Linked DNA regions of Homo sapiens: regions 1, 2 and 4 are each linked to region 3. The links are chromatin loops, found by intact Hi-C in ENCODE. Cell type or tissue: heart right ventricle. All regions are shown on one strand. Links, peaks and the distances in the headings refer to the core of each region. The heading gives the core; the rest is flanking DNA. Region 1 overlaps LOC101927598 (a long non-coding RNA gene). Region 2 overlaps LOC105378180 (a long non-coding RNA gene). Region 3 has its middle 6.7 kb from the start of LINC02319. Region 4 overlaps NID2 (nidogen 2).

Region 1 (7,938 bases), core at 1,470-6,469, 350 kb after region 3:
AAAAATGTGCGCCCCATGTTTATTGCAGTGCTGTTCACAATAGCCAAGACATGGAATCAACCCAAGTATTCATCAACAGACAAATGGATAAAAGAGAATGTGGTATATATACAAAATGGAATACCATTCGGCCATTAAAAAGAATGAAATCCTGTCATTCACAGCAATACGGATGGAACTGGAGGACATTATGTTAAGTGAAATAAGCCAGGCACGGAAAGTTAAACACCTCATGTTCTTACTCATATGTAGAAATTTTAAAAAGTTTACTCAGATATGAAAAGCAGAACAGAGGTTACTAGAGGCTGGGAGGGGTAGGGGAAAGGCAGGATAGGGAGACATTTGTTAAAGGACACAAAATTACAGCTAGATAGGAGGAACAAATTCTAGTGTTTTATAGCACCACAGGATGACTAGAGTTAACAATGTATTATATACCTTATTTTTTTTTATTTTTATTTTTGAGACAGAGTCTTGCTCTGTTGCCCAGGCTGCAGTGCCATGGTGCACTCTCAGCTCACTGCAACCTCTGCCACCTGGATTCAAGCGATTCTCCTGCCTCACCTTCCCAAGTGGCTGGGCTTACAGGTGCGTGCCACCACATCCAGCTAATTTTTGTATTTTTAGTAGAGACAGGGTTTCAGCATCTTGGCCAGGCTGGTCTTGAACTCCTGACCTCATGATCCACCCACCTCGGCCCCCCAAAGTGCTGGGATTACAGGCATGATCTGGCTATATACTTTCAAATAGCTAGTAGAGACGGAACTGAATGTTCCCAAGAGAAAGAAGCAATAAATGTTTGAGATGATGGATATGTCCTCATCTGATCACTACACATTGTATGTATCGAAACATCAGTATGTACCCCCTAAATATGTATAATTATTATGTGTCAATTGAAAATAATTTTTAAAGAATCAGTATAATACCATCATAGAGTTTTAAAAACAGGAAAAACTCTGGCTATATACTTTCAAATAGCTAGCAGAGACAGAACTGAATGTTCCCAAGAGAAAGAAGCAATAAATGTTTGAGATGATGGATATGTCCTCATCTGATCACTACACATAGTATGTATTGAAACATCAGTATGTATCCCCTAAATCTGTATAATTATTATGTGTCAATTGGAAATAATTTTTAAAGAATCAGTATAATACCATCATAGAGTTTTAAAAACAGGAAAAAAAATTGTCCATCATTTCCCTTTCACCCTAGCACAATTTCTATCATTTCTGTATTTTTCTACATAAATGTAGAATTTTGCAGTTGAAAATAGTATAGCATACAATTTTGTATCTTGTTGTATTCACTTATCATCATAAGGTTTTCTTCATGTTACCACATGGGTTCCTAACTACGCAATGGCTGCAGAATATTCTGTCAAGTGGTTGGACCCTAATTTGATAAACTAGTCCCCTAAAGTTATTGTTTCTCATTTTTGATCACTATAGCGTTCCTTTTTGCATTTGGCTTTTTTCCTGCCTTTGGATTATTTTATTAGGATAAAGTCCCAGACCTGAGATTATTGAGTTCAAAGATAGAAACATAGAGCGGACAAGGCTCCTAACACTGGGTGGCAGGCTGCTTCCCACAAACTGAACTCTATGCCTACTGCACCACTATTCACAATAGCCAAGATATACAATCAATCACAGTGTCCATCAACAGATGAATGGATAAGAAAATGTGGTACATAGATGCAATGGGGTACTCTTTATCAATTACAAAGAAAAGTTCTGTTATTCGTGGCAGCACGGGTGGAGCTGGAGGACACTGTGTTAAGTGGAATAACACCACGACAGTGACCAGAAGTGAGCCCAGGCTCATCCTCTTCACAGCTCCTTCCCCGACACAGCTCAGCTGCCTCACTTCTGTTATCAGCTCCTCACAGGGCAGCCCAAGTGAGCGGTTTTTGACTCTGTCCTATCCTGAAGTGGCCACAGGGACAGTGCCTGGCATCTGCCATGGACCATCAAGAGGCAATGAAGAAGTGGTCAGGGCAGAGGTAGAACCACTCATCCATGAGGGCCATGGCCAGCAGCAGCCTGGCCGCCAGGGGCACCTCTCGGCAGGTGAGGCCTCTCCTGCTGTCCTGGGGCTTCTGTTCCATGTTGATTTCCTCTGTAATTTCCTTCCAGGTGCCCCTTCTCCCAGCTAAGGTCTCCACCCAGGTACCTGGTCAGTCTGTGCTCTGGTTGGCCCCCAGGGACTGGTTTGGAAGCATCCTGGGATTCTGCAACAGTTTTCCATGCAGACTCCCACTTCTTCCTCTTTTCCAATCTACTCTCCACACAGCAAACATGATTGTTTTTCTGCTGCCTCACAGCCTATAGCCACGCTGGCTCTGCACCCACCTGCTGCTCCAGGCCTGCATGCACCCTCTGTGATCTTTCTAGGAATATGTTAATCAGAGTTCCATCTTACTTGGCTGATGCTACTTCTGTCATGTCAGGTCTTTCAAAGCCATTTGACAGTGGATAGAATGTTTATCACCAATATGACAATGCTTAAGGCTTTCCCCAAGGAATGCACGCAAAGAACATAACTTTGAGTTCCTAATTATACTTGATTTAAAGTGTTGTTTGAGTGCCAGGCTGCAAATTGGGGGAAGAGTAGGAATTTAGGGCCTGGATTTGGAGTCAGACATATTCATTTTTTAATCCTACTTCTCCTGTGTGTTATTAGTCAGAAAAACAGAAATCAAGCCAGTAATTTCACAGAAAAGACCTTCATAGAGGGAATTGGTTAAATTGGTATTGGAGACAAAAAGGGGACCATGGGCCACCAAAGAGATCATAACTTCAGGAAGCAGCTACTGCCCCTAGGGTGTTGGAATAACTAAGTTCTTCTTCAAAGACTCAACTTCCTGGTCATAATTTACAAGGTTGTAAATCCCTACCCTCTTCTTCTCTTGCCTCCTTTTTTTTCCTCCTTTTCCTGCAAATTGTGCATTTACCCTGTTTGGAAAAGTTCAAGTCTTAGCCAATCATGATCAGCTTACATTGTGCGGTCCAGCCCCAGCCAATAGGGGGAAGGACACAGAAACAGGAACTGCTTTAGGGATACAAATCCCTTCTCTCCTTTGTTCGGTGTGCTCTTGCAATTGTGATGGATGTAAGCAGCACCCTTCTGCAGAAGTAAAGTTGCCTTGCTGAGAAACTCTGAGTGCTGGTTCTTCTTTGTGGTGCCGAGCACTTGTTTCCAACAAAGGCAAGGGGAAAGAGAAGAGGATGAAGTTATTAGAACCTAGAGGCTTGGAGTAGAAACCCTTCATAATTGGGACCTGGATTTCTGGGGAGTAGGTGCCAGTGGACTGGTGCTGGTATTTCTGAGGAGTTCATTCCAGGAGGGTAGAAAATGATTGCTGATTGGATAAAGAAAATGTAGTACATATACACAATGGAATACTATGCCGCCTTAAAAAATAATGAGATCACATCTTTTGCAGGAACATGGATGGATTAATTTCCTTAGGAAACTAATGCAGTAATACAAAACCAAATACCACATGTTCTCCCTTATAAGTGGGAGCTAAATGATGAGTACTCATGGACACAAAGAAGAGAACAACAGATACTGGGGCTTCCTTGAGGGTAGAAGGTGGGAGGATGGAGAAGAGCAGATAAAGGAACTATTGCATACTAGGTTTAGTACCTGGATAATGAAATAATCTGTACAACAAGCCCTCTAACATGAGTTTACCTATATAACAAACCTGCACATGTACCCTCAAACATAAAAGTTTAAAAAGAAAGAAAACGGCTGTTGCTGAGGTGAAAAACCATTATTGAGATGATGCAGGCAGAAACAGGAGGCAAATAGGAGGGAGCAAGTCTCCTCTCCCTCATCCAGCCTCACTGTCCTTCTGGCATGCCAACAAAACACCAGCCAGCTGACCATACAGAAATGTGGTTTGCAGAATCCCCACCTCGGCATCACAAAGCAGAGTACAAAAGGGCAGGTTTGAAACGGAAAGAAAATGGCTTAATAACCAGTACAATGACCTTAGGTAAATTACATAGCCTCACTAAGCTTCAATTCCTATACCTGTATAAGGGGGAGAAATACCTTGTCTCAAGGTTATTGTAAGGATTAAGTGAGATAATGGATACAGATTGCTCAATAAGAACATTGAAAGTAGCTGTAGATCTATGTCCCTGATACACCATCTTTAGCCTCAACATGGCAGCCAGAGGGGGACAAGGATAGGGAGAAAGATGGAAAGAGGAGAGAAGAGCAAGTAGGAGAAGGAGGAGGGAAGAATGGAAAGAGTGCAAGAGGTATTTGGGAACACCATCAGAGAGAAGGGCAAAAGCCCTGTGGACCAGTCCTGTCTCTTTGGGAAGGCTTTTCCCATTTTGAACAAATTATATGCTCTGGGTGCTTTTAATGACTTCTGGGGTTGTTGTGATTTCTGCAAAATCAAGAGAACTAATAAGAGTAGCTGGAGGTATGTGATCATTTTCTAAAAAATTGAAGGCTCAGTAGTTTGGCAAAAGATGACAGCAGGAGGTCTTAATGAGTTAGACCAGAAATTAATCTTGTCTTGTTTCTCCTTTAACTGTTTTTTCCCCCTGTGTCTTTGGCTGATTCTAGCAGCTGTTCAATTGTGTAATTAAGTCACTTCTAAGAGATCCGAGAAGCTGGGTCAGTACTATATGTTCTAGTGATCACTGGCTATCAAGATAAAGCTTGAATTGATATTTTGAGCAGTTATAAAACTCATGCTGCCCCATTTTCATGGAAACTGGCAACTGAAAATGCTAATGGTATTCAGAACCCTACTGCCATCAACAACTCCAAGGAGGGATAAAATCCAGAGCTAGCCTGATGCCTCCAACAATATTTCTCAAACAGTAATTAGTCATTAGGAAAAAAACATAAAGCAAGAAATGCACATTAAAATGATGTATAACATAACCACATTTAAGAATGTATTCCAATACCAAATGTCAAATTTCAACAATGCAAAAACCACAATTACATTTGCATCAGCCTAATAGCTAGGAATGAGAAAAACAGACAGGATAAAATATAGTCTAAGAAATGGAAAATGTTACTGTTCACTCTATTCCACCTGCACAGGAAGAATCTTCACATCCCACTTGGAGGTGTGCCCCTTTGCCTTTATCCTTATTTCCTTCCTGGAGATTGTACATAAATTCCTTATAAATGAAAAAGAGTCACTTTCTGAAAGTGTAAATTGAAATGTGCTGGCTGTATAAACTTATCAAATTAGTTTTGCTGTTGGAGGAAATCTTAATTAAAAGGCTGCTTTGAAATAAGGAAGTGTAATAAAACATTTTTCATTTTGTTTGCTTTCACGCCAGCCACATTCACTTTTATGATTTAATTTTTATTTTTCTTATTTAATGGATGACATTAGATTTGTCTTCCCAGCAGGTTCATTTTCAAAAAGTTAATGAAGTCAAGCTAAGCATATATGGTAGATCATTAGGGTTTCTGCTTACAACCACCAATATCCCATAGTCTTTGATTCCACTTTCTGTTTGGGGACACGATGGGATTTATCAGAAAAATGAATTCCTCTGTCTAAATACAGAGGACATAGCCACGTCCTCTGATTCATGTATTACGAAATCACTTGGGAACTATCAGAATTACAGAGGAAACAGCACCCCGTCCATCTTCTCCAAATGAGTAAATTTGCCATGAGATCACATTTTTTGTGGCTTTACACAATAAAGAATTGAACAAAAGTAAGATTTGATCTATGAGAATCAAAACTTGAGAATTTTTAAATTGGTGTGTAGTAACCCAGTGTTATTAGGGGTTAGGGATCAGTGTTTTAAGCATTTGTTGAAGGCTGGTGTCACTTAACTTTTTATAAAATCTTTTTCTTTGTTTAAAGGTGAGACTCGACCCTTCTTTTCCCACGTGAGGCTTCTTATGGAAAGAGCACAGGTATCTGGGGTCTAAAGGCCTTGGTTAGTCTGCTATTTCCAGCCAAGATGGAATAACAGGAATGGGATTTAAAATTCCTACCTGAAACAACCACAAAACTAGGGGTAAAAAAAATGAAAGAATGTTTTTCAAAACATGGAAAATAGGAAACAGTTCTGTGACACTTGAGAGATGGTAAAAAAAATGAGGTGAGCCTTACAATCTGTAGAGTCAGTGCGATTCTAAGTAAAATCTCAGAAATTTTTAAATAGAAATTGACAAGATTTGTACAGAAATGCAAAGGACCAAAAATAGTCAAAACAACTTTGAAAAAGAACAGCAAATTTGGAGGGCTTATCTACCTGATTTCAAAACTACTTATTATAATGCTATAGTAATCAGTATGGTATCGGCATAAAAATAAACAAATAGATCAATGGAACAGAATAGAGATTATAATAATGGAGTTACATATATCTGGTCAATTGACAGTTAACAACGGTGCAAAGGAAATTCAGGGGAGAAAGGATAGTCTTTTCAATAAGGGGTGCTGAAAAAAATAGATATCCGTTTGCAAAAAAAGTAAATAAATTTTAAAAACTCCAATACACATCTCACATCATATAAAAAATTAATCAGAATAAATCATAGACCTAAAAGCAAAACCAAAACTACAAAACCTTTAGAAGAGCATATAGGAGAAAATCCCTATGACCTTGGGTTACAAAGACTTGTTAGATACAGAACTAAAAACATGATCTAAAAAAATTTTTTGGTAAATTGGACATCATTAAAATTTGAAACGTCCATCCTCAAAAGACATTATTAAAAGAATGAAAAGGAAATCTACAGAATGAGAAGAAATATTTGAAAAATCACATATCCGATAAAATATTTATATATGAATATATAAGGAATTCACAAAACTCAATAATATGCCAACGAACAACCCAATTTTTGTAAGTGGGCAAAAGATCTGAACAGACACTTCACTAAAGAAGATATTTGAATGACTAATAGGCACATGAAAATATGTTCAACATCATTAGTCATTATGGAAATGCAAATTAAAATCACAATGAGATGTTACTACCTATTACAGTGTCCAAAATGGAAAAGACTAACCATACCAAGTATTGGCAAGGATGTGGAGTATCCACGTATGAAATTCTCATACATGCTGGTATGACCATTTCGGGAAGACAGTTTAGCTGTTTGTGAAAAATCTAAACATATACTGATCAAATAATGCAGACATTCCATTTTTAGATTTTTACCCCAAAGAAATGAAAACTTAGGTCTGCTGCAAATATTTTCACGTCAGTGTTTATAGAAGCTTTATTCATTATAGCCCCAAAGTAGAAATAATCTAAATGTCCATCATCAAAAGAATGAATAGTGGCATACCCATCTAAAGACACATTCCCTAACAATAAAATGGAATAATACACAAAACAACAGGAATGAATCTCATGATAATTATGCCAATAACGCTAGACAAAAAAGCATATACACTATATGTTTCCATTTATGTAAAATTTGTATAAAATGAAAACTATAGTGACAGCAGATCAACGGTTGCCTGGGGATGGCAGTGTGGGGGTGGAGACTGGGGGATTCCAAAGGGGCATGAGGAAATGGATGGGATAAAGGATATGTTCATTATCTTGATTGTGGTACTGGTCTCATGGGTTTATACTGTCAAACTGATCAAAGATCAAATTTTGTATTTTAAATATGTGCATGCAGTCTATTGTATGTCAATCATACTTCAATAAAGTTGTTTAAGAAAAAGGCCTGTCTTCAAGTCACAGTTGTGTAATCTCAAACAAGTGTTTTCACCTCTCTGCACCTGAATTCCCTCAAGGGTCAAATGAGGAGAATAACACACACCTCACAAGGTTGCTGTGCCGGGCGAGATTCTGTAGCAACAGCCCTGAAAAAAGCACTAAATCAACGCCATGGAGAGCATCTTGTCTTCCCTGTAAGGAAGTTAATTTTCCGATTGATCCCTCAGCAGAATGGCAGTGT
Region 2 (7,938 bases), core at 929-5,928, 55 kb after region 3:
ATGCCCAAGGATACCTAATGCTCAGGATTCTTTCCGAGTCAACTGATAAAGGTACCTGTTTATTCAATATACTGAATAAAAATTAAAGAAATGGCAAGGGGAGACAAATAACACTTGTTTTTTTTCTTTTGTTGAGACAAGCTCTCACTCTGTGGCCCAGGCTGGAATGCAGTGGTGCAATCAAAGCTCACTGTAGCCTAAAACTCCTGGGCTCAAGCGATCCTCCCTTCTCCACCTCCCAAGTAGCTGGGACTACAGTCATGTACCAACATGCTCAGCTAATTTTTTGCAAATGAAACCTTTAAATGACAATTTAGAAAGGTGGAGATGTTCCTAAGGTTCTAGAGCATATGGCATAATGATGTCAAGTACTCAGGTTTTGAGTCAGCCTATTCAGGTTCAAATCTCAGTCTCACTACTTAGCAGCTGTGTGATCCAGCCCAGTTTCTTTCTCTGAGCTCATAAATATAAAGTGGGATAATACTATTCTCCCCAAGGAGTTGCTAGCAGGATTAAATGAAATAATGGATGCATGCCTGGGCCATGAAACATTTGATAAATGTTATATGTTACCACCACTACTACTACTACTACTATTACTACTAATACTACTACTTATAGTGCACAGTGAATGATTACTCCAGAAGTACTTAGAGCAATGGATGGTGCTGAAGAGAAGAGACAGCTGTGGTGGAGAGACCAAGGCACCTAACTTCACAACCAAAGTCCAAGGTTTTAGGTAAAGATAACACAGAAGTAAAGAATATGTTCACAATCAAAATTCCACCGTGGAAATTATATAAGGTACTGCCCCACAAAGATATTAATGCCTATCTCTTAAGAGTGTTAGAATGAGTTACATGACATAATGCCTGTGAGTCCTGCATTGTAAACCACGAACTCCTCTACAAATGTAAAGATTGTTCTAATCTAGGGAGATTATGAACCTAAACCTATAACAGCAGTCTTTCTATAATGAGACAGCTGTTTATCTGACAGGCTGAAATACTTCACATTTTTTTTGAATGACTGGGGGTTATCTTCATGGACATCGATTACTAACAAGTAGAACGTCCCTATTCATCGTGCTCTGCTGTTTTAACTTGCTTTCATGTACATGACCTCCTTTCATTCCCATGACCTGAAAGGTATAGAGGGGATTTGTCCCCATCCTGACCCTCTCCCAGTTCTTCCTTCATAGCTGCCATAATCTGGTCTTTGCTCCCATTTTTCTTTCCAAGTAGTGATTATTGGAAACAGACATAAGAATAATATCAAACACTTATCTTGAATTCTAGGTCAAAGGGTGCCTTTAAGCAAGGAAGGGGCATATTCAGGAATTTTAGAAGGCTTAATGAGCAGCAGCTGACCTCGGAGAGTCTGGAGTGTGTGGACTGAAGCAGGGATGGGTTGGAATGCAGTGGACCAGTGAGTGTCATATCATGAGAGCAAGGGTGGTGAGACCTGCTTGTATTTTGGCAGTGAGAGTGAGAAGCAGGCAAGACACTCTGCAGGAAGTAAATCTATGAACTTCATTTCTTCCGCAAATGTTTATTGAACATTTACCGGGAGTCAGGTATTGTGCTAGGGGCTGGACATATATTGGGGAGTAAAATAGACAAAATCTTGATCTCTGTGAATGTATGATTTGTGGATGTCAAGTAACTGGATGTCAACGAGATGGAAAGTGGGAAGTCAAATGGCTAATTCTAGCTTGGCTGTCAGGGGAAATAGTGGTACACTGGGCTGCACTGGAAGGCGGGAGGAAGACTGGGTTTGTGGGAAGGCTGATGCATTTGGTGTTCAGCACAATAAAGTTGAAGAACTAATATCAAAATACTTTTCTAAAATGAAATCCGTGCTGGATTAAACTCAGGTTTTGTGGCTGGCACCAAGTGACCTACATGGCTTTATACAGTGACTCAAAGTCTAATTAAAGCAGCACCCAGTCTGACTGCAAATCCACTTAGTCCTGGTCCCATATTTTAGGAGGCATTTTTCTTGCAAACCTTATATGAGAAAATTTATTGAAATAGTAGACAATGTCTTTGAGTATAGCTTTACAAGAATGTACTGAAATGTATATCAAGTTGATTTTTCTCATAAAGACCGTCTATAAAAGTTGAAAGCACTACTCAGGAGGCTGAGGTAGGAGATCTACTTGAGCCCAGGAGTTCAGAACAGCCTGGACGACATAGCGAGACCCCATCTCCTAAAAGAAAAAGTTGAAACTATAAAATTAAATCCTGACTCAGTCAAGGAATTTTTGGGAGTGGTAAAATAACACAATCCAAGTAAATTATTTTCTCATGATTTCACTTAATACAGAGAAGGAATATAGAGAAATGGTATGTCCCTTAGGCTGTGTCTCAACTATCAGGTGTGTCCAGGAAACCAATGTTAAGGGCTGGGTTGTGGTTAATTCCTGGCCAAATTCTCTGCCTGGTGCCTGATATAGCAATATTTAGTGTGGCTCACAGGAAGCACCGTAGGTCACAGATGTACAATAGCAGAGTCGACACATTATTGGGAAAACTTAGGAGCCTTGCTTTTTCCTTCTACTTCCCTAGAAGTAGGGCCAAGCCAGGGATCATTCTACTTCCTCACAGATGTGGGCCACAGAGTTGGTGAGATCATATTTTTCCCCCTACAAAAGTACTGAATCATTCTGACTCTTAAGGAACTTGTTTAAATGTCACTGCTTTGCCACATAAACTATAAAGACCATTTTATCTTGAAAAAATATTGAAAGTAGGTTCAACCAATCAGTACCAAAGAAAAACCCATTTATAAGGTGTCTAGAGAACAGTTGATCCCAACCTTGACTACACTTTGAATCACCTGGGGAACTTTAAAATCTACTGATGTCTGAGTCTCACCCCTGGAATTCTGAATTAATTGGTCTGGGGTATTGTCTGGGCTTTGAGAGTTTAAAAACTTCTCCAGGAGATTCTGATCTGCAGCTATGGTTGAGAACCACAGCTGTTTCTGATGTTTGCTTAGGCTTCTTGGCAGTAAAACCATGGCATCAGCACAGAGGAGGGGACTCTTTTTCCACCTTACTTTGGCAGTGGAAATGTATCCTATGCAACTCCTGGAGTATCTTTATCTATTAATCTTTGTGTCTGATATGAACATTCTACTTTTTGGAGGTCTGCCTATGTCAATGGAATCAAAGACTGGGGTGATTTTGTAGTCTTCACATTTCTCTTCATTTATTTGTTATCGTTGTAATTTCTGATGTTCATACTTGGAGGATTTCTGATTCATTTTGGATATCACAATCATTCTGAATGGCTAATGAACCGGGTTTCTGTACCAGAGTAATGAAGCATAACTATGTTTATGTGTGAGTGACCCCTTGGGGCCATTCATATCCTACTTCAGCTAGTACTAGTTGTTATAGCCTGAACAAGTCACTTAAATTCTCAGAATCTCATTTTCCTTATCTTATAGGTTGTTGTAAGGATTGCACATAATATAGTGTCTACTGCATAACAAATACTCAATAAATTATAGCTATTATTATCTCCAAATCTAGATTGCAAGCTCCTTAAGGATATGAGGTCATGTTTCCTATAAAAATTTTAGATATTTATAATTTTCTGGCATTTATGAGATGGTGTTCAATACAGATAATACAATTCCAGCTTTATAAATGATAGAGAATACTAGACAGAACTCTTTCATCAGATTGGCAGATTTAGATGTATAGTCTAGGACCATGTTACTAAGTAAGGTAACTGGTCGATCGGAACCTCAGCTCTATAGTTTTAAGCGGTTAAGAGCCTGGGTTCTAGAATCAAACCTTGTGGCTTTGCTTTTTTTTGTGTGGTATAGAGATGGGTTCTCACTGTGTTGCCCAAGCTGGCCTTGAATTCCTAGGCTCAAGCAATCCTCCTGCATTGGCCTCCCCCAGTGCTGGGTTTATAGGAGTGAGCCACCACGCTCGGCTGACCTCCTGGGTTTGAATTCTGCCTTCCATTCTCACTGGCTTGGTTCTTGATCAAGTTACTTAATCCCCCTCAGCTTAGTTTCCTTATCTGCAAACTGGGCATGTTCCTTGGGTGAATTAAATGTTGCACATATTGCATGCACAGTGCTTAACCGGAGCACACTACATTATAAAAGTTCAATTAAGGCTTGCTATTATTATTATTGGCTTCATTCACATTGTTCTGACTCATGCATCAACTTCCAGAGGAGGTGACAGTGGCCAGCAGGTCACATGCAACAGAAATGAGGTGACACCATTTCGTAAGAAGCAAAGCATGTCTAGGAAAGAAGCACAGAAGAAGCCAAGGACAACAGCCTCTGGAAACTCAGCGGTGGCCACTACCCAATGGAGACAGCACATACTGGCATCACTCTTGGGCAGTCACCCAACTCATTAGAAGTTGACCAGCCCTTATTTATTCAACATTGTATACGGTAGCTATTGGAGTCTTAAAGGAAGTGAAAAGTAGTACCTTTGAGGAACTACAGTCTGGGTGGGAAGAGAAGTCTTCGTAAAGAAGATGGATATTCATGTTATATTATTAAGTGCTAAATTGTGTGATTCAGCCTGTTCTTTCAGTAGGAGTTACAAGAGGGGAGACAGCAATACTGGCCTTTCTGCACTATTCTTTCTGGAGGAAAATAAAGCCATTAGCAATAACATTTTCAAACATAATTAGCAGGGAAGGTGTCTCTCTGCTAACAAAAAAGCCGAACGTTCTAATCCCCCTTTTTCTGCAACAATCCAAAATGTAACAAATATGTGAAGAATCAGGGAGTGGGTTATTCAGGAAATAAGTACAGGAGTTATGAAAGATTTCTTTAGAGGACTTTTTCCCTAATTCGAATCACCAAAGGTTTACTGAACAGCCCTTCTGTAACAGATAGGCACTGTGCTAAACCCATGAGATGGAGAATGAGGAAGATACAGTCCTATCCTCAAGGGGTGGCTCACATTCCAGTGACTATGTGGGACTATCAAGTCTCAGGGCATTTCTAAGGCCCTTCTCTTTTCCTGTGCTCATGGTAAAAACAGTCTGAAATAGAGAAACTGAGTAGATAAGCAGGCATAAGGAAAAAAGAAGTAAATAATGTATCATTCCATGAAAACTACCCTTGAAGACAGTGGAGGGGACAGACATAAACAGACCATTTCAGCCACATAAGTGAGGAGCTCAGACAGGGGTGTGCCCGGGTGTTGTGCATGCGCTGGGGGAGAGGTTCTCCGTGGAAGCTGGAACTGAGAGAGGCTGCCAATGTGATGTGATGTCTGAACTGAGTACTGAAAGGAATGAGAGATCATCAGAAGATGGGAAAGGTGTTACAGGCAAGGAACAGCCTTTGCAGAGGCCCACCAGGGTCCAGCCGCTTGTGTGGGTGGTGACCTTGAAGTAGCTCATCATTGCTAAGATATAATGTGGGAAAGGGCAGAAGGTGACAGAAGCCAAGCTACAAAGGGCTTTCCCTGCTGGACAGCCTTAGCTTTCCCCAGAGGTGAGGGAGATCCATGAAAGGAACGTGTGGTGGTCAGATGTATTTTTAGACATATGTAGAGAAAGAATTGGGGGAAAGGCTCAATCGTGAGGAGTGGGTGCTGCTGCATGCAACAGTGGACTCAGCTTATAGGGATCTGTTTGCTCACATGCCAAGGAATATGGTGAAGGCAGGTACTGACTGGCTTAGATACTCAGCTCCCCTCTGTGTTTTTGCTTGGCCATGCTTTTGTCCTCATTGTTGTACCTCACAGTGAGAAGATGGCTGGCCAAGCTCAAAACATCACCTCCATGTTTAAGGTAGCAAGAATGGGGAAAGATACAACTATTCCCTTAAATCACCAACACAAAACCTTTCCAGAAACCCCCAGACTTTCATGAGATGTCTGGAAGTTAGAACAGGACTATACCAAATGGCCACCTTTGGCTGCAAGAGAGACTGAGAAAGTAATAATCTTACTTCTATAGTGATGGGGGCCAGGGAGAAGGAGGTTGGAAATAAGGGTTGAAGAAATGAACCTATCATTTCTGCCACAAAAGCTAGCAGGTGACAGTTGGTGAGGACCTGAGATAGGCCAATGGTAATCGAGAAAGGGCAAATATTGTTGCCATGGACTAAAATGGAAAACTCAGAAATACTGAGTATTGAATCTAGTTATGCTAGATGAAGACTTAGGTATTGTCTCGGGGAGATGTTCAGCAGGGAGCTGGATGTTAGTTCTAAACTTAAGTGAAGGCTCAGGCCTGGGGATATATTTGAGAGTCATTAGAATATAGGTGGGAAGCTGGGCCATCAGAGGAGTCAAGACACTCCAGGACAGCATGACATGAGAAGAGCAGTAGGCCATGGTCATGCCATACATTTAGACATCGGAAGCAGAGCATGAGAAATTCACAGGAGATACTACAACAAAATGGCTGGAAAAGTCAAGGGAGTAGAGAATTTCTAGAAATGAGTGGTCAGTAGGATCAGAAACAAAAAGGCCCAGTAAGATAAAAACAAAAACTACCTATAGGGTTTGGTAATATGATTTTGCTGTTGGTCTTTCCCTGAGCAGTTCAGTGATGGGGTTGGGAAGATTATTTTTGCAGTGGAAAGAAGGAGGCAGGAAGTATAAATTCCTTTCCAGTAGAGTTTTTGAAAGTAAGAGAAATAAAACTAAGGCAACAAATAAGTAGGGAAATTTGTTTTTTATTTTTATGGGTAAGACTGGGCAGAGGGGATTTAGAGGCAGAGGGGAAGAGGCCAACAGGGAGGGAAGGGTTGAAGTTACAGGAGACTGTATCACTATAAGGGTGAAAGGCTTAATCATGATTGGCTTCCACCAATCTTAGGGCATCTGCCAGGGCTGAGGAAGCAACCCATCATTCCCGGGCTTATTGCACCCTTTACCTGAACAATATGGGGTTTCTAAAACCAAAAAAAAAAAAAAAAAAAAAAAAAAAAGAGGGGATGGCTGTTGGGAGAGGTTCCAATAGTGTCTGCCACACCAACCCTCTCTCTACTTAAAAATGTCACAGCAGAATTGCATCTGCAGTGATTCATATCAAAAGCTTGAACAGTCTTTTCATATTGCACATTTTAATTTAAATACTTTCTCACTTCATGGTTCTCCTTAGGCCTAACCTACTTTCAATTAAGCCTGAGTCTGTGAAGACATACTAACTTGTTCGAGTCTATTTTCTCTACATGCTAGCACACACACCCTGGAATTTAATGGATAGTAAAATTATGCAAAGAATCACTGTGTGCAACAAGAACTGGGACATTTCCTGCCAAGCCCACCTCCAATACAAACATGTACACACACCCATCGGTGCTATACATAGAACTTGCTCTTAAATACCAACATCCATTTGCCACACTGTGGAGCAAATATGCTTCCATTCTCATGATTAAAATAACAGGAAGTATCATCATTCTTGAAGTCTTGGTATTTATAACAACAATATAACCACAAAAAATATGTAACTGTGGAGACTCTTGATAAGGTCTATTGGCAAGGCATCTGGTAGCATCCTTGGCTTGATGAAAAGCCCTGTATCTAAATAATCTTACTTTTCAAGCAATGCTGTGATGTACCCTGAGGATCCAATCCAAGAAGGGTAAAAACTGCTACAGACGTCCTCTATAACCCCCAGCCTGAAAGGGGCCTTTGCCTCTTCAGCCAGTCTGGCAGGTCATGGAAATTCTACTCTTGCAAAGAGAGCTGTGGATACAAGCAAAGTATTTCTTCAGTATTTACTTTGACTGGTGAAAGAGCCACGGCAGATTTTTTTCTTTTTCCCCAAGACACAAAATGACATTTTAAAGAAGAAACCACTCTTGGTGCCATAGCGTCTTTTAAAAATAATATCAGAATAAAAGCTCAAAGGCATGTTCTCTTAAGCACAGCTGTCCAAAGCCTCCTATTTCAGGGAGAATTCAGCCACTTTATGCAGACAGGAA
Region 3 (7,938 bases), core at 1,303-6,302:
ACTGCCCCCCCTCATTTTGTATCTTTTTAAAAATTTAACTTTTATTTTAAGTTTGCGTTACATGTGCCAATTTCTTATATAGGTAAACTTGTGTCATGGGGGTTTGTTGCACAGATTATTTCATTACCCAGGTATTAAGCCTCACCCATTATTTATTTTTCCTGATCCTCTCTGTCCTCCCACCCTTCACCCTCTGATAGGCTCCAGTGTGTGTTGTTTCCCTCTATGTGTCCATGTGTTCTCATCATTTAGCTCCCATTTATAAAGTAAGAACATGTGTTCTGTTCCTGAGTTAGTCTGCTAAAAATAGTGGCCTCCAGCTCCATCCATGTTACTGTAAATTATATTATCTCATTATTTTTTAGGGCTGTATAGTATTGCATGGTGCATATATACCACATTTTCTTTATCCAGTCTGTCGCATTTGGGTTGATTCTATGTTTTTACTTTTGTGAATAATGGTGAAATAAACATATATATGTATGTGTCTTTATAATAGAACAATTTATATTTCTTTGAGTATAAACCCAGTAATGGGATTGCTGGGTCGAATAGTATTTCTGTTTTTAGGTCCTTGAGGAATTGCCACACTGTCTTCCACAATGATTGAACTAATTTACACTCCCACCAGCAGTGTATAAGCATTCCTTTTTCTCTGCAACCTCTCCAGCATCTGTTATTTTTTGACTTTTCATTAATAGCTATTCTGACTAGTATAAGATGGTTTTGACTTGCATTTCTCTAATGATCAGTGATGTTGAGCTTTTTAAAATATACTTTTTGGCAGCATGTATATCTTCTTTTGAAAAGTATCTCTTCATATCCTTTGCCCATTTTTAATGGGGTTGTTTGTTTTTGTGTGTGTATATAAATTCATTTAAGCTCCTTATAGATGATGGATATTAGACCTTTGTCATATGCATAGTTTGCAAAAATTTTCTCCCATTTTGTAGGTTGTCTGTTTACGTGTTGATGGCTTCCTTTGCTGTGCAGAAGCTTTTTAGTTTAATTAGATTCCATTTGTCAATTTTTGCTCTTGTTGCAATTGTTTTTGGTGTCTTCATCACGAAATCTTTGCCTGTTCCTGTGTCCAGAATGGTATTGCCTAGGTTTCTTCCAGGGTTTTTATAGTTTTTGGTTTTACATTTAAGTCTTGAATCTATCTTGAGTTAATTTTTGTATATGGGGTAAGGAAGGGGTCCAGTTTCAATTTTCTGCATATGGCTAGGCAGTTATCCCGGCATCATTTATTAAATAGGAAATCTTTTCCCTGTTGGTTGTTTTTGTCAGGTTTGTGGAAGATCAGATAGTTGTAGATGTGCAAGCTTATTTCTGGGTTCCCTATTCTGTTCCATGGTGTATTTGTCTGTTTTTGTACCAGTACCATGCTGTTTTGGTTATTGTAGCCTTGTAATATAGTTTGAGGTCAGGTAACATGACGCCTCCAGCTTTGTTCTTTTTGCTTTGGAATGCCTTGGCTATTCAGACTCCTTTTTCGTTCCATATGAATTTTTAAATAGTTTTTTCTAATTCTGTGCAGAATGTCAATGGTAGTTTAATAGGAATAGCATTAAATCTATAAATTGCATAGGCAGTATGGCCATTTAATGATATTGATTCTTCCTATCCATAAGCATGAAATGTTTTTCCATTTTTTTGTGTCATCTCTGATTTCTTTGAGCAGAGTTTTGTAGATCTTGTAGAAATTTTTCACCTCCCTGGTTAGCTGTATACCTTGGTATTTTATAGTTTTTGTGGCAATTGTGAATGGGATTGCATTCCTGATTTCACTCTTGTTGGTGTATAGGAATGTTAGTGATTTTTGCACACTGATTTTGTGTCCTGAGACTTTGCTGAAGTTGTTTATCAGCTTAAGGAGCTTTGGGCTAAGACTGGGCTTTCCTAGATATAGGATCATGTCATCTACAAACAGGGATAGTTTGACTTCCTTTCCTCCTATTTGAATGCCCTTTATTTCTTTCTCTTGCCTGATTGCCCTGACCAGTACTTCCAATACTATATTGAATAGGAGTGGTGAGAGAGGGCATCCTTGTCTTGTGCTGGTTTTCAAGGTGAGAAGTGATGCCTTATATTATATCACACATGTCTAACCTGCCTACCCCAAATCCCTGTAAAATAAATGCGTATTTTATAGTGACTTCAATGCAATGTAAATAAAGAAAGATTAGGCCTGAAAGTGGCATTTACCTTCAAATTGCTTTAACTCCAGTGCTGAAGATGCACATACAATGGAGCAAATATTTTGCAAGCCAGAGTTAGATATATGATACCATGAGTTCAAAAGATGGGCTATGGCCACAGAGGAAGGACCAAGTATTAGTGGGGATGGGTAGACCAGAGAAGGAAGTCTTCAAGGAGGGCGAAGCATTGAGCTATGACTTGAAGCATAAGAAGAATTTCTTAGAGAAGAATGTATATGCAAGTGATCTAAGAGTTCACAGTCAATGCTGGATCCTAGAACACTGTAAGGTTTCTGTGTTGATCTGGATGTGCAGACGCTAGGCTAGGTGCTCAGAATACAAGAGGGAAGCCACAAAGTTCCTGCCTTCACAGCACTTACAGTTTGGGGGATACAGACCGACAAGAGTTTGCAATGTAGAGGGATGAGGGTAAAGTATGGGGTGCGGTGGCCCTGTCTCAGGCAGCCAGAGACACTGAAGATGGGATCTGATGGTTGGATGGGAATGGGCCAGGAAGAACGGGGGCACATGTCGTTAGAGGTCTTGATGTCAGTGGATGACCATTTTGGGGACTAGAGATGATGTGACTCGTTTAGAGAGCTGCAGGTTGTTTGCTAGAACATTTCAAGGTAGGCTGGAGCCAGATGGTGAAGTGGGAGAATACATAGGGACAGGATGGACATGGGCCTTGAAGAGCACAATGAGGAGTTGGATTGCCCCAAACCTTGTTCTTGTCTTTGACATTAGTGTAAATGTGAAGAATTCCCATTTGGTAAGAGAGATTAGAGGCTTGTGACAAAGGACCCCGGTTCCCACTCTTTTCCATTTCTTGGTCATCATCGAACCCCTCCTCCCTCAGCTCAGCCTCACAAAGCATTCTGAGTTTCTGTCCCTCCTACGTTATTGGTTACACGCAGTCCCCAACATACATTCATCTTTGCACCATATTTCTTTTTTAAAATGGTTATTTTATTTTAGTTTATTTTTTTCAGTTCTGGGGTACATGTGCAGCATGTGCAGGTTTGTTACATAGGTAAACGTTGCACCATGTTTCTTATGCACGAATAACCTTGCAGGAATGGCCTCCTGGAGATGACCAGGCAAGTGACTTCCTTCCCCCTTCCCCCTTCCCCCAATCCCAGCTCCCATGGCATTCCTTCCCTTTTCTCTCTCTTAATCTTCTCTGAGCTGATGTGAAGACTGCTCACCTCTGCCCCATGGGCATGGTTTTTATCTCACCGTGGGGTAGCTTGGCAAGAGGGGAAGGAGAGGGAACTGGAGAGAGTAAACATCAAGGGCTGTCCTCTGCCTCTGCCTCCCACGCCAGACCTTGTCTTCCTGCCCCCTCAGACCTCCACTTCCTCACCATGGGTGATAGATGGACCCCTCTGGTAACCTTGGCTTTCAGCTTTCTCTCAAATATCCAGGTCTGCCACTTCAGAATACAAGAGGGAAGCCACAAAGTTCCTGCCCTCACAGCACTTACAGTTTGTGGGATACAGACTGACAAAGGTTTGCAATGTAGAGGGATGATGAAGTGTGAAAGGGGCCATTGCTAGGACATCTGTGTGTGGATTTCATCTTTCTCTATGATATTTCAGTGAAAACAGAACGAGGTGCAGAGGAGAGCCTCGTAATCCCAGGTCGGCCTCCCTTTAATTATCGTAGATGAATTAGAACCCTTTTAAAAGAAAGCTTGCTTTGAGGATAGAAAAGTAACAGGAAAGCTCTGTGATTATCATTTGTTCCTTAATGGAAAGATAGCAAAAGTTTTCACAGCTACAGACAGCCAAGCCCTGGGGCCACTGAGACGCAAGGATAGCAGGGGTACACCCCAGAGTTAAGCAGAGACCCTGTTCTCAGCCTTTCTCGTGATGACAATTTATGCTCCCGGGTTTTGGTTGCTAAAGGATCAAATACACTTTAGATCTAGAAGTGAATGAAGAAGTGTGTCTGTAAAAGAACACTACTGCCACCTCAACAACAAAAAAACCATTTTCCTCCCAGCCTAACATAGGTAGGTCCTGCCGTGGTCTTGGTGGTCGACCACTGGGGGGCAGAAGAGGATAAAAGTTTTCCCTAGAAGGTGCCTTGTCGACGGGAATCATTGGTCTCCCTGGCGCTTTTCCAATTCTCTCTCTGTGATCTCGTTCAGGCTAACTCTCTCAGAGGTTTTAGAGGAAATTACAGTTTGATCTTCCGGGCAGGAAGGTTATGTAGAGCACTGGTCCTCAAAATGTCCTCAGATTCCTGGGGATCACTGAGACCCTTTCAGGAGGTCCTGGAAGTCAAATTATTTTCAGAATAATAACAAGATATTGTCTTTTTTCCCTGGGTTGATACCTGCACCAATAGTGCAAAACTGATGGTTAAATCTGCTGGTAGCTTAGCACAAATCAAGGTACTGGCACAAAACTCTTCTAACAGTCATTGTATTCTTCACTATCACACACACGCAGTTAAAAAAAAAAAAGCCAGTTTCACCTAGGAATGGCCTTGATCAAGTGGTAAAAGTTATTGATTTTATCAAATCTTGACCCTTGCTTGGATTTATTTCCTTTTACTATTCAATGTGACAGAATGGGAGTACACACAGAACAGTTTTGCTGCATACTGAAGTAGGATAGTTATTCTGAGGAAAAACACTTCTGCAACATATACAAGATTCCTCCCTTTTTGGGGAACATCAATTTTACTTTAAAAAAAAAAAACTAAAAAAGTGACTGACAGAGAAATTATGGTTTTTCAGACTTCAGTATTTGGCTGATGTTTTCTCAAAAATAAAGTGAGCTTATCCCTTTAAGGAAAACAAGTAACTACAGTATGTGTGTTAATGACAAAATGTGAGCTTTCAAGCAAAACTTGGAAATCTAGAAAACTTGTATCTACCACAGTGAGCTTCACAAGTTCATATCTGAAGACTTTTCTGATCAATCTGATGGTGATATTAATAAATTTGATATTTTTTGTATTGTATAATGAAATGTGTCAAAATGGTGATGATTTGCATAACTCACTGAATGACTATTTTACCCTACACATAGTAAATTAAAAGATCTATTCAAAGTGTAAGACAATAAATGGATTTTAATATAACAGAGTACAAAAAGTTCATTGATATGGTTTCAGATTCCATATTACTACTAATCTTTCAAAAACTAACATTTTGGTAATTTGTTTTTTTTTTAATTGGCCACAAAAATATCTGAAAAGCTGTTGAAATACCCCTTCTTTTTCCAACTACTTATCTGCGCAAGGCTGGATTTTCTTATGTCAATCGAAACATGTAGGGCCTGGCGCGGTGACTCACACCTGTAATCCCCGCACTTTGGGAGGCTGAGGTGGGTGGATTACAAGGTCAGGAGTTCAAGATCAGCCTGGCCAACATGGTGAAACCCCGTCTCTACTAAAAAATACAAAAATTAGCTGGGCGTGGTGGCAGGCGTCTGTAATCCCAGCTACTTGGGAGGCTGAGGCAGGAGAATTGCTTGAACCCGGGCGGCAGAGGTTGCAGTGATCCGAGATCGAGCCACTGCACTCCAGCCTGGGTGACAGAGTGAGACTCTGTCTCCAAAAAAAAAAAAAAAAAAAAGAAAAAAAAAGAAACACTGTATTACAGCCAACGGAGAACAGGAGCAGATATGAGGCTCTGCTAGCCACTAACCACTAATTCTACCATGTTTTGAATAAACATTCAGGAAAGTAGGTGTCTTGATTTGTTCCCCTGTCATTTAATTACTACAAATAAACATGACTTCCTCCTTTGTCTACAAATGCTCTTCTTTTGAAAACCAAAGATCTTGACCAGGATACTTTTACTAGGCAACCTGTGCTTTGCTAACAGCAATATGATCTATCACTTATATTGTAAATGTTTTTAGTTTACAAATACTACGCATACATTCCACTCAAATACTCTGAAGTCAAGATGGGATTTGCCCAAGGTTGTGTAGTAAACAGCAGCAGAGTCACTAAAACTCTGTTTTAATGACTTAAGGTCATTTGCTGCCCCATGACACCGCTTGATCTGGAAAGTGTCTTCGCCTAGGCAGTTTGCCAGAAGAGGGAGAGAAGAAATTAAAGAGACCAGATAACTTTGCATTTGGTAAAGAACAAATCTGTCTCTCTTAGGCAGGAGTGAAGAGGATGAGATTCTTGTGTGTGGTAGGTTATGGGTCTGAACTACAATTCAGATTCTTTTTAATTTTTTTTTTATTTTTTATTTTTAGATACAGTCTCTCTCTGTTACACAGGCTGGAGTGCAGTGGCACGATCTGGATTCACTGCATCCTCGACCTCCCAAGCTCAAGCGATCCTCTCACCTCAGCATCTGAGTAGCTGGGACAACAGGCGCCACACCACCACACCCGGTAAATTTTTGCAATTTTTGTAGAGATGGGGTTTCACCGTGCTGCCCATGTTGGTCTCGAACTCCTGGACCTAAGCGTTCCGCCTGGCTCGGTCTCCTGAAGTGTTAGGATTACAGGCATCAGTAATTGCACCCGGCCAAACAATTCAGGTTCTTTTTTGTTTTGAGACCGACTCTCAAACTGATCGCCCAGGCTGGAGTGCAGTGGCACGGTCTCAGCTCACTCCAACCTCTGCCTCCCAGGTTGAAGGGATTCTCGTGCCTCAGACTCTTGAGTAGCTGGAGTAAGCCTAATTAATTAATTTTTTTTTTTTTTTGTATTTTTAGTAGAGATGGGGTTCCACCATGTTGGCCAGGCTGGTCTCGAATTCCTGGCCTCAGGTGATCCCGCCTGCCTCCGCTTCCCAGAGTGCTGGGATTACAGGCGTGAGCCACCGAACCTCGCACATTTGTTACATTTGTAGACAAGCGGGACAAAATGAAGGGAGGGAAGCTGTGTATAGAATGAAAAAGGCGATTCTTCAGGAGTTAAGAGTAGTTTATAGAATCTGTCACCAGTGTCTTTTCCTTGTATTCTCTTTTCCCGTTTCACACATCTCTTTCCTAAAGAGTTGGCAACTTTAACAATATTTACATTTGCATGGCCCCTCTCAATTTTCAAAGTATTTTCGCAATCATTGTTCACTAAACCTCAGACAGAGCCTTCCCTCTGTGAGGAAAGCTCACAGAGTAGGTGTTATGGGCTCCTGGTGCCTTGGCAAGCAGAAGTATTTCAGGAGCTAGGCGAGCTGACTCTAGCCTAGTCTGGAGGATGAGCTGGTAGGATGGGGAGAGCCTACCCCAACTCAGCTGCCCACAGCATCAGCACCACCCTCCACTTGGAAAAGAGGAAGCACCAGAACCCAACGTTCCCCCAGACAAAAAGCCCCAGAGTTTCTGATTCAGTTCGTTAAGGATGGGGCCTGGGAATGTGCATTTCTATCACGTTCCCAACAGATGCTACCGGTCTGGGAACTACACTTTGAGAACCACTGCTTTAATTCATACCATATGTTTGCAGAATTAGTCCAAAAACTTGTATGTTAGGTGACACCTGATAAAAGAAAAAGTTCATCTGAATTAAATTTAAAGAAGTTTAATTGAGCAATGAACAATTTGCGAATGGGGCAGCACCCAGAGTCACAGCAGATTCACAGAGACTCCAGCACAACCACGTGGTGGAAGAAGATTTATAGACAAAAAAAGGGAAATGACCTACAGAAACCGGAAGTGACGCACAGAACAGCTGGATTGATTGCAGGTTGGCATTTGCCTTTTTTTTTTTTTTTTTTTTTTTTGAGACGGAGTCTCGCTCTGTCGCCCAGGCTG
Region 4 (7,938 bases), core at 1,240-6,239, 120 kb after region 3:
ACTGGAGAGAAATGAGGTAAATAGTGGCAAGGTATTATAAAATAAGAATCTCGGGCTCCAAAATCCCAGCGCTTTTCCATGCCACGCTGTGGGCTGGTGAAGTGGATGGGTTGCAATGCCTTCTATTTCTCTTTTGTGTCTTCCTCTGCCTTGATCCTGGAAGACTCCACCTCAAGCCTGACACCCTGTGAACAACAGCAGCGCCATGCCCAGGCCCAGTATGCCTACCCTGGGGCCCGGTTCCACATCCCCCAATGCGACGAGCAGGGCAACTTCCTGCCCCTACAGTGTCATGGCAGCACTGGTTTCTGCTGGTGCGTGGACCCTGATGGTCATGAAGTTCCTGGTACCCAGACTCCACCTGGCTCCACCCCGCCTCACTGTGGACCATCACCAGGTGAGCTTAGGCCTGGGGCTCAAGAAGCAGAATGGCACTGGTGGTAGGTAGATCATAATTCCTGCCCAGACCACGCAGGCACGGGGCCAGTCACCATCCTTCATAGCCTCTTTCCTCCTGAGAAGACTTGAATAATAGTGCGTACAAATATGCATGTTTGTGTCATAAGGACATAGAGATATGCAATACATGACACATATGATCTGTTACACATTTGCCTCTTAGACCCTTGTCCAGTACAAACTGAAAGTTGAGATTGTGTATGTAGGTCAGACTGAGAACACTACCCTAGACCTGTTATAGAGCAGCTTAGGGAGATCTGACAGTTAGAAGATCTGGCCAGACTGGCGTTTTGACCAGAAGGAAAACTGCTTTCCTATGTAACTATCTCACTTACCTCTGCCTTCTGAATGGCAGGAAACAGTATGAACGCTCTGTTAGTATCAATAGGAAAAATTAGAAAAATAACACCTGCTAGTGGAGCCAGTTAGTTTTCTCTAAACTGACAATCCCAGCCCTCTGTAACCCAGCCCAACATCTCAGAGGAGGCACAGACATCTGGTTTCTGTTAGCCCATACAACCTGAGAACATGCCTGCTACCATCTAGAGCATTCCCCAGCTGGGTGGGGCATGGTGATCAAGTGCTCACAGTCGATTCCAACAGCAGGCAGATAAGGCAACTTTCTGTTCCTTGTTGAATTATTCAGGGATAGGTAAAACTTGTTTCTTTAATCATTACAGAAGAACTTTATTTAATGAAGAGCATAGGATTGGCTTGATACCGTTTTAGCCAAAATGATTCCGACACAGCTTGCTATCCAAAGATCCATTTTTACTATTGAGAAGGGTTCCATAAATACTAGTCTTGGCTTTTAATGTGTGAAAGTAAGAAGAACTGGAGAATTACCAATAGTTTTTTTCCCTTTTAATGGTGTTAACTGTTGCCCGGGTATGGTGGCTCATGCCTGTAATCCCAGCACTTTGGGAGGCCGAGGCGGGTGGATCACGAGGTCAAGAGATTGAGACCATCCTGGCCAACATAGTGAAACCCCGTCTCTACTAAAAATACAAAAATTAGCTGGGCGTGGTGGCACGCACCTGTAGTCCCAGCTCCTCGGGAGGCTGAGGCAGGAGAATCACTTGAACCCAGGAGGCAGAGGTTGCAGTAGGCCAAGATCATGCCACTGCCCTCCAGCCTGGCAACAGAGTGAGACTCTGTTTTTTTTGTTTTTTTAAAAAAAGGTCAGGTCTTGGCGGTTCTCAGATAGGTAAAAATTGGTAATGGTTTGATCCATAGTCGCTCTTTGTTTCTATTTTTAGGAAAAGATTTTAAAGGTCCAAAAAAGGTACAGAGAAATTCTATTTCCCTCATGCCTTCTCTTTGAAAATGTCTTGGTTCTAACTCCATCTGGGATTTGAAGAAATCAAATGGTTGGGAGGTGCCTTTGGGGAATGGTTCAGAATTCGATTAAATTTATTAAGACAGGCATGTGTTAAGGACAATGATTTTAAAGGGGGAACCAAGATTTTAAAGGGGGGGGAACCAAGAGACTGAGAAGTGAATGACGAAAATAGGGTCGTGTTCTCTTGTGCGGACTTTTTCCTGCCCACACTCTCTCGGCGCTGGTTTGGCCCCAACTGCTATCTCTGACTGGTCTCATGTTTGATGGGGTCAGCTTGAGGGAGGGTAAGGACGCTCTGTGCCCACAATTTCAAAATACTTAAACCCTTGCCAACCAGAAGCACAAGAGAAAGAAATTCATGGTTGGGTTGAAAAGTAGCAAATAGTAACGAATGAAAGGGATGCCCATGTATGAGTGATTTGGGACACCCATTTCCCAGGAGTTAGGCATGTCTCTTTGTTTGGAATGCAGACACATAGCACAGGGTGGTCCCTTAAAGCAAAAATGGATCCTTGGAGTTCTGAATGTGGAGCAGGGGTGGAATTGGGAACTTCTCCAGGAAATCCTGCAGTGTTTGAGGAAGTAGCATTTCCCTCTCTGTGTTCCTTGAGACACATTTGGCTGAAGAAGTCAGAGTCTTACCTTCTCCACGGGGTCTTAAAAAGAGCTTTGTCTCCCATGGGTCATGAGCTACAGTGACAACTTAACGGCATTCGCTTCCCCCAATTCTGGTGAGTCGTGCAGTTGAGCTAGAGCTAGTTGGGTTTGAGCTCTGACAACTTCATTCGCAGTCTTTTGTGTTCCAAGAGGAATTGTAGGTGCTGGAACCTGATCATAATGCTCCCAGCTTTGTTCTTTAGAGTCACTGGAGGGTTTTGAACGGAGTGACATGAAATGCCTTTATGTTTAAAATGGGCCATTCTGGCTGCTGCTAATTGAATTTACACTGGTTTTGGAGAGAGTGAGGGCATAGAAGGGTGGAAGCAGGAAAACCAGTGGGAAGGCTGTTGCAGAAATTGCAGGGAGAGGATGAGGCTTTTTGACCAGGGTGAGGGGGTGCAGTAGTGAGAAGTAAAGATATTCTAAGTGGATTCTGAAGTTACCCCTAAAAAGAGTTTTTGACATATCAAATGTGGATGGTGAGAGAAAGGAGGGTCAAGGATAATTAGGTCTGAGCAGTGGAAAAATGGAGGTGCCATTTACTCATATGGGAAAGACCAGGGGAGCAGCTGGTTTGATGGTGAAGGCAGGGGCTCAGTTTCTATTAGTTTCTGATTTCTATTATACATCTAAATGGTGGTAGCAAGTAGGGTTATTGGCTATGTGATTCTGCAGACCATGTGCTTTAAGTTGCAGGAATTAAAAAGGAAGGAGAAGCACCTCCTCTTGTTTAAGTTCCTTTGGGTAGTCCTAACATAAATGAACAAGTTATCTCAATAACCTTCTGCAGCAGAGTCTTCTCAGAACAACCTGTATTTTGGACAAAGCCTCAATGGCACTGTGGAAGCAGCCTGGGAGGAAACTGCTTTGCAACCAAAGCCAGCAGGACTTCAACCATGGAGTGAGCTGTGAGGGAGGGGACAAGAGGAGAGGATGCTGGAGAAAGGGGGGGAAAGGGCAACACGGCAGGAAGCTAGAGCCTGCAGGAAAAGATTCAGCTTTGAGATAATCCCAGGCGCAGGGTGGCTAAAGCAATTCTGGAAACTGGGCTGTGGAAGAACCATTTTTAAGCTGTTTGCCACCACCTCTGCTATGCTTTACTACTAATTCCACTCAGTTTTACCTTTACTCCATGTAGTTTTCCAGTGGGTAGACAGAGGGCACCGTGGCGCTGGGCTTTCAGTAATACTTTCTAAGACACACACTGGCCAGTCGCAAGATGGCCCTCTCCTCAGCAGCTTCGAGCTTGAAGCTTGAAGCAAGTGGGGAATGAATACAAATTGGCTTTAAGCATCACCTCGGCTACTGAGTCCCCAAGGATCACCTGCACAAGTGCTCTGTCAGCAGAGGCGCCCGAGGTACAGGCAGGATGGGCCTTGTGGGCCTCTCCTGGCCAGAAGGAGATCATGCCCCTTCCCAGGCTGAGTGAGCTGCACTGCTGATCTTACCTCCTCTTGTTCTTTCTTGATGTGGCTGGGCCTTGATGACAGACCCTCCTGGCAAGAAAGAAGCATCACATGATCTATTTCTGATTCCCATGGTGGAGAAGTACTTAGAACACATTTGCTTCCCAAGTTTGGTGTCCACGGGCTTGGCTGAGACCTGGACAGTAGGAGAAGGAAGGCCAGGAGGCCAGGCATGGGGTCTTGAGCTACATTTTGCATTCTGTCCTTGACTCACAATCAAAGGTTTTTCTTCTTCCCTCTTCCCCATCTGCTCAGAGCCCACCCAGAGGCCCCCGACCATCTGTGAGCGCTGGAGGGAAAACCTGCTGGAGCACTACGGTGGCACCCCCCGGGATGACCAGTACGTGCCCCAGTGCGATGACCTGGGCCACTTCATCCCCCTGCAGTGCCACGGAAAGAGCGACTTCTGCTGGTGTGTGGACAAAGATGGCAGAGAGGTGCAGGGCACCCGCTCCCAGCCAGGCACCACCCCTGCGTGTAAGCACCTGGCCGCCCCCGCTCCCCTCAGCTGTATCTAAGGCCTTTGCTAGGGATGGTGCCTGCTGTGGTGAAGTGGGGGGACATGTGGGGTCACCAGGTCTAATGAAAGAAGTCACTATGTGCTATGTTGATTTATAATCTGGTCCACACAAGATCCCAATTTGCGTTTGGTGTCTGGTTTTTGTCATTAGCAGCTTCCATAATTGGAACATCTGCAACTCGGTTCAGCAGGCAGTTACTCCCCCTCCCCAGCCCAGGGTGACAGGGGACACGTGTCACTCTGGAGTCCTAAAAGGAAGCTGACACAATGCTGGCTCTGTTTTTTTTTTCTCTTGAAAAAAAAATCTGTTCTGCTTTGTTCTGAGGGAAGTGTTTTGCTGTCTTCTTCCCTAGTAAATGGCAGATTTACATAATTGATCCTTAAAAAAACCCTAGAAATTAGAATTTCTTTTGAAGAACATCTGGAGCACATCTGCGTAGGGCGAAGAACTTTTGATATTTTTGGAGGCTCTGGTATGTGGTAAAGTAACTTTTCTTCCCATCTCCCTGCCTGCCCTTGTTCCCCTTCCTGCTCTCCCACCCTCTCTCCCACAGGTATACCCACCGTCGCTCCACCCATGGTCCGGCCCACGCCCCGGCCAGATGTGACCCCTCCATCTGTGGGCACCTTCCTGCTCTATACTCAGGGCCAGCAGATTGGCTACTTACCCCTCAATGGCACCAGGCTTCAGAAGGATGCAGCTAAGACCCTGCTGTCTCTGCATGTAAAGTGGATTTCTCCTGTAGGGGGCAGGGCTGCGTGGCTTTCCCAGTGGGAGCCACCTCACAGGCCCTGTTGCAGTGAGGTGGACTGGTGCAGGGAAGTCCTGGAGGGTTTCTGAGCTGCAGCCCATCGGCATGGGCCCGATGCCACCACCATAGGACCAGGGCTCTCTCTTGCTGGGAGTCACCTGTCACTGACCAAGGCTGTGCTCTCTGGTTCGTTCATGGAGTTTCAGATAATATGGAAAGGGAACTTTAGAGTTGTCAGCACATGGAGGCTGTATGGTGATCCAAGGGAAAATGGACCGACTCTTACCCTAAGTCCCCAGGGTTGTATGTCATAACATCTCCATGGAAATCCTGGAAATCAAAGTGACAGGACAACTAGTCACAAGGTGTGATCTCTGCGGTTTGTTGGGGACTCCAAGTGGAAGTCAGTTAATGACTGTCTCACCGTTGCAGCCCTTCCCTTTCACTTTGGTTCTGTCCCTTTGACCCACTTCTTTCCTAACCTTCCCTGACTCCATAGATGAAAACTTGAGGAGTGTGTGATGCTGGGAGAGGAGTGGATGGAGCCTTCCCCAGGGGATGTTTGATGCTTCCTGAGCCAGCAGCCTCCCTAATGCAAGGCACCCCATTTTGGGGAGCGGGTTTTCTCAAAAATGGAGGAAAAAAAAGGGTGGCTGTCTCGAATGGCATCGACACAGTGGAAAATCATCTGATTCCATTGTTGAACTTCACACTCCAGGCACTTGCTCATCCCTGAGAAAGAATAGTACGGCATTCAAGTTTACATTTACTTCTGTTAATGAACGACACTTATTTGGTTCCAGAAAAGCTTAGAGGCAGCCAGTGTTTAGGAAGAGATGTGTTCTTTTTAAGATTCGAGTTTGTTGGGTCCTGTCCCCTCCCCCAAGAAAACTCTCACATTGTTTTGTAAAACTTTCTCTGGAAGAGGTAGAGACTAAGAAGTTGACATCACTTTAAGCTAACCCTCTTTTATTCAAGTCATAGAGCTTGATTGCCTTTCTGAACATGCCCCTGACCAGGACAGGGTGGTGATGGTAGTGGTAGTGGAACTGAAAGAAATGGGACGTGGGTTATTTGCACATTTTAAGGAAATTTACTTAAACTGGGACTTTTTCTCTAACCTGAGGTTATGACATGGGTTTATGAATCCCATGATTCCCGGGTTAATGGAAGCTCATTTGAATGTGTACTCTTGCCTGGGACAAACGACTTTTCAATTTTCAAATAAAAGTGTAGTTGACCTTAGGCCCGCCCCCCATATAAGCTGCCTGTTTTTCCACTGAAGCCAAATCCCGTTTTGTACAATCTTTCTTGGCTGACTACGCTCCCAGGGGGCGTAAGTGAAGCCAAGCCCCAGGAGGCTGTTAGGCAAGGCAGGAACTTGTATGACCTCAGGGACAGCCAGCTAACCCCTGAATGTTGGCTTTGCACATCTGCTGGGCTTCTCAGAGCAGGAGCCTGGATTGGAAACTGAATGAAGCAAGTTCTGCATGGAGTTGAGGAAAAATATCAGACTCAGCATTTTTTTTATTTTTATTATTTTTTTAAAAGACTTGTCATTTATTTAGCAATGAGGAGGAGAGACCTCACTAGCCAGAGGTTGGATAACCACTACTCCCTAGTTCCTTAACCCAATAAATTAGATTTTTTCCTTCTTTTGAGACAGGGTGTAGCTCTGTGTTGCCCAGGCTGCAGTGCAGTGGCACCATCTCGGCTTGGTGCAGCCTTGACTTCCTGGGCTCAAGCGATCCTCCCAACTCGGTCTCCTGAGTAGCTGGGACTACAGGTGCGTGCCACCATGCCCAGTTCATTTATTTTTTGTTTTTTAGACGGGGTCTCACTATGTTGCTCAGTCTCGAACTCCTGGGCTCAAGCAATCCTCCTGCTTTGGCCTCCCAACGGACAGGGATTACAGGCGTGAGTCACTGTGCCTGACTACACTTTCTTTAGTACAGGATATAACCAACATCTTGCCTCCTAAGAGTCAGGGGCAGGAGTATAGGTGATTGTACTTCAGGTAGAGGAAAGATCTCATTCACAGAGGAGGGGAGAGTAGATTTTGTTGGCATATAGTGGCAAATTTTATTAAGGCTCTGGGAAAAGTGCTGATGACATTGGGAAAAGATTCAGTTTTTACCCAGTAAAATATTAAAAACTTATTTTGCTTAAGGCCATGTCCTCTAATTACTGAAGGGGCTGATTTTTTTTTTTTTTTAAATCATCAGTCATAATAGCACCTATTGAAGGGCTTACTGTATGCCAATTACTGATTAGGACACTTTACAAGCACTTATAGTATTAATTTTTATAGCAACCATATGAGGCAGGTACACTATTGGCCTCATTTTGCAAATGAGACAAACGCATAGAGGTTAAATGCCCAAAGCCACATGGCTACTAAGTGGCTGAGCCTAGATTTCACCCGAGTGCCCACATGTCCAGCTACTCTGCTCTGTTGCCTGCAGGATCACAGTGCAGTGTTGCTCACTGCAGCTGTGCATGAGCAAGGCAGCTGAGTGTGAACAAAGGGGAAATGTAACCTAATTCTTCTAATTCTATGATTTGATGCACAAAGGGCTCCATAATCGTGGGAATTGATTACGACTGCCGGGAGAGGATGGTGTACTGGACAGATGTTGCTGGACGGACAATCAGCCGTGCTGGTCTGGAACTGGGAGCAGAGCCTGAGACGATCGTGAATTCAGGTCAGCAGCTTCACTCAGCAGTCTGCATTTCATT

What was found. A loop is a pair of places that touch in the nucleus more often than their neighbours do. Peaks named below come from ENCODE experiments on the same cell type or tissue, not always from the same donor. Only the 100,000 strongest peaks of a DNase experiment are listed, where the experiment ranks them.
Region 1: a loop joins it to region 3, with 15 times the contacts of the local background. A loop is called at or near these places in 18 of 110 quality-filtered maps.
Region 2: a loop joins it to region 3, with 2.3 times the contacts of the local background. A loop is called at or near these places in 32 of 110 quality-filtered maps.
Region 4: a loop joins it to region 3, with 4 times the contacts of the local background. A loop is called at or near these places in 14 of 110 quality-filtered maps.

What each region holds. Positions count from the first base shown.
Region 1 is chr14:51,781,636-51,789,573 of GRCh38, reverse strand. The region is part of intron 1 of LOC101927598 (a long non-coding RNA gene); the gene reads right to left. Among named protein-coding and RNA genes, the nearest start is that of GNG2, 75 kb to the left of the region's middle. In heart right ventricle, for the core only: no CTCF peak of the experiment used is centred there; no DNase peak of the experiment used is centred there; H3K27me3 peaks cover 501 bases.
Region 2 is chr14:52,072,875-52,080,812 of GRCh38, reverse strand. LOC105378180 (a long non-coding RNA gene) reads right to left here. Exons shown (of 2, transcript XR_943864.4): 2 at 6,666-7,938. Among named protein-coding and RNA genes, the nearest start is that of NID2, 7.8 kb to the right of the region's middle. RefSeq lists an enhancer at 1-186. In heart right ventricle, for the core only: no CTCF peak of the experiment used is centred there; no DNase peak of the experiment used is centred there; H3K27ac peaks cover 1,715 bases.
Region 3 is chr14:52,128,214-52,136,151 of GRCh38, reverse strand. No RefSeq gene overlaps it. Among named protein-coding and RNA genes, the nearest start is that of LINC02319, 6.7 kb to the right of the region's middle. In heart right ventricle, for the core only: a CTCF peak has its summit at 4,249 (motif pointing right); a DNase peak (open chromatin) is centred at 4,281; H3K27ac peaks cover 579 bases.
Region 4 is chr14:52,011,520-52,019,457 of GRCh38, reverse strand. It overlaps NID2 (nidogen 2), which reads left to right. Exons shown (of 22, transcript NM_007361.4): 14 at 164-397; 15 at 4,183-4,404; 16 at 5,002-5,171; 17 at 7,775-7,904. Among named protein-coding and RNA genes, the nearest start is that of RTRAF, 26 kb to the right of the region's middle. RefSeq lists an enhancer at 4,742-5,694. In heart right ventricle, for the core only: CTCF peaks have their summits at 3,620 and 5,208 (motif pointing right); DNase peaks (open chromatin) are centred at 3,666 and 4,646; H3K4me3 peaks cover 955 bases; H3K27ac peaks cover 4,300 bases.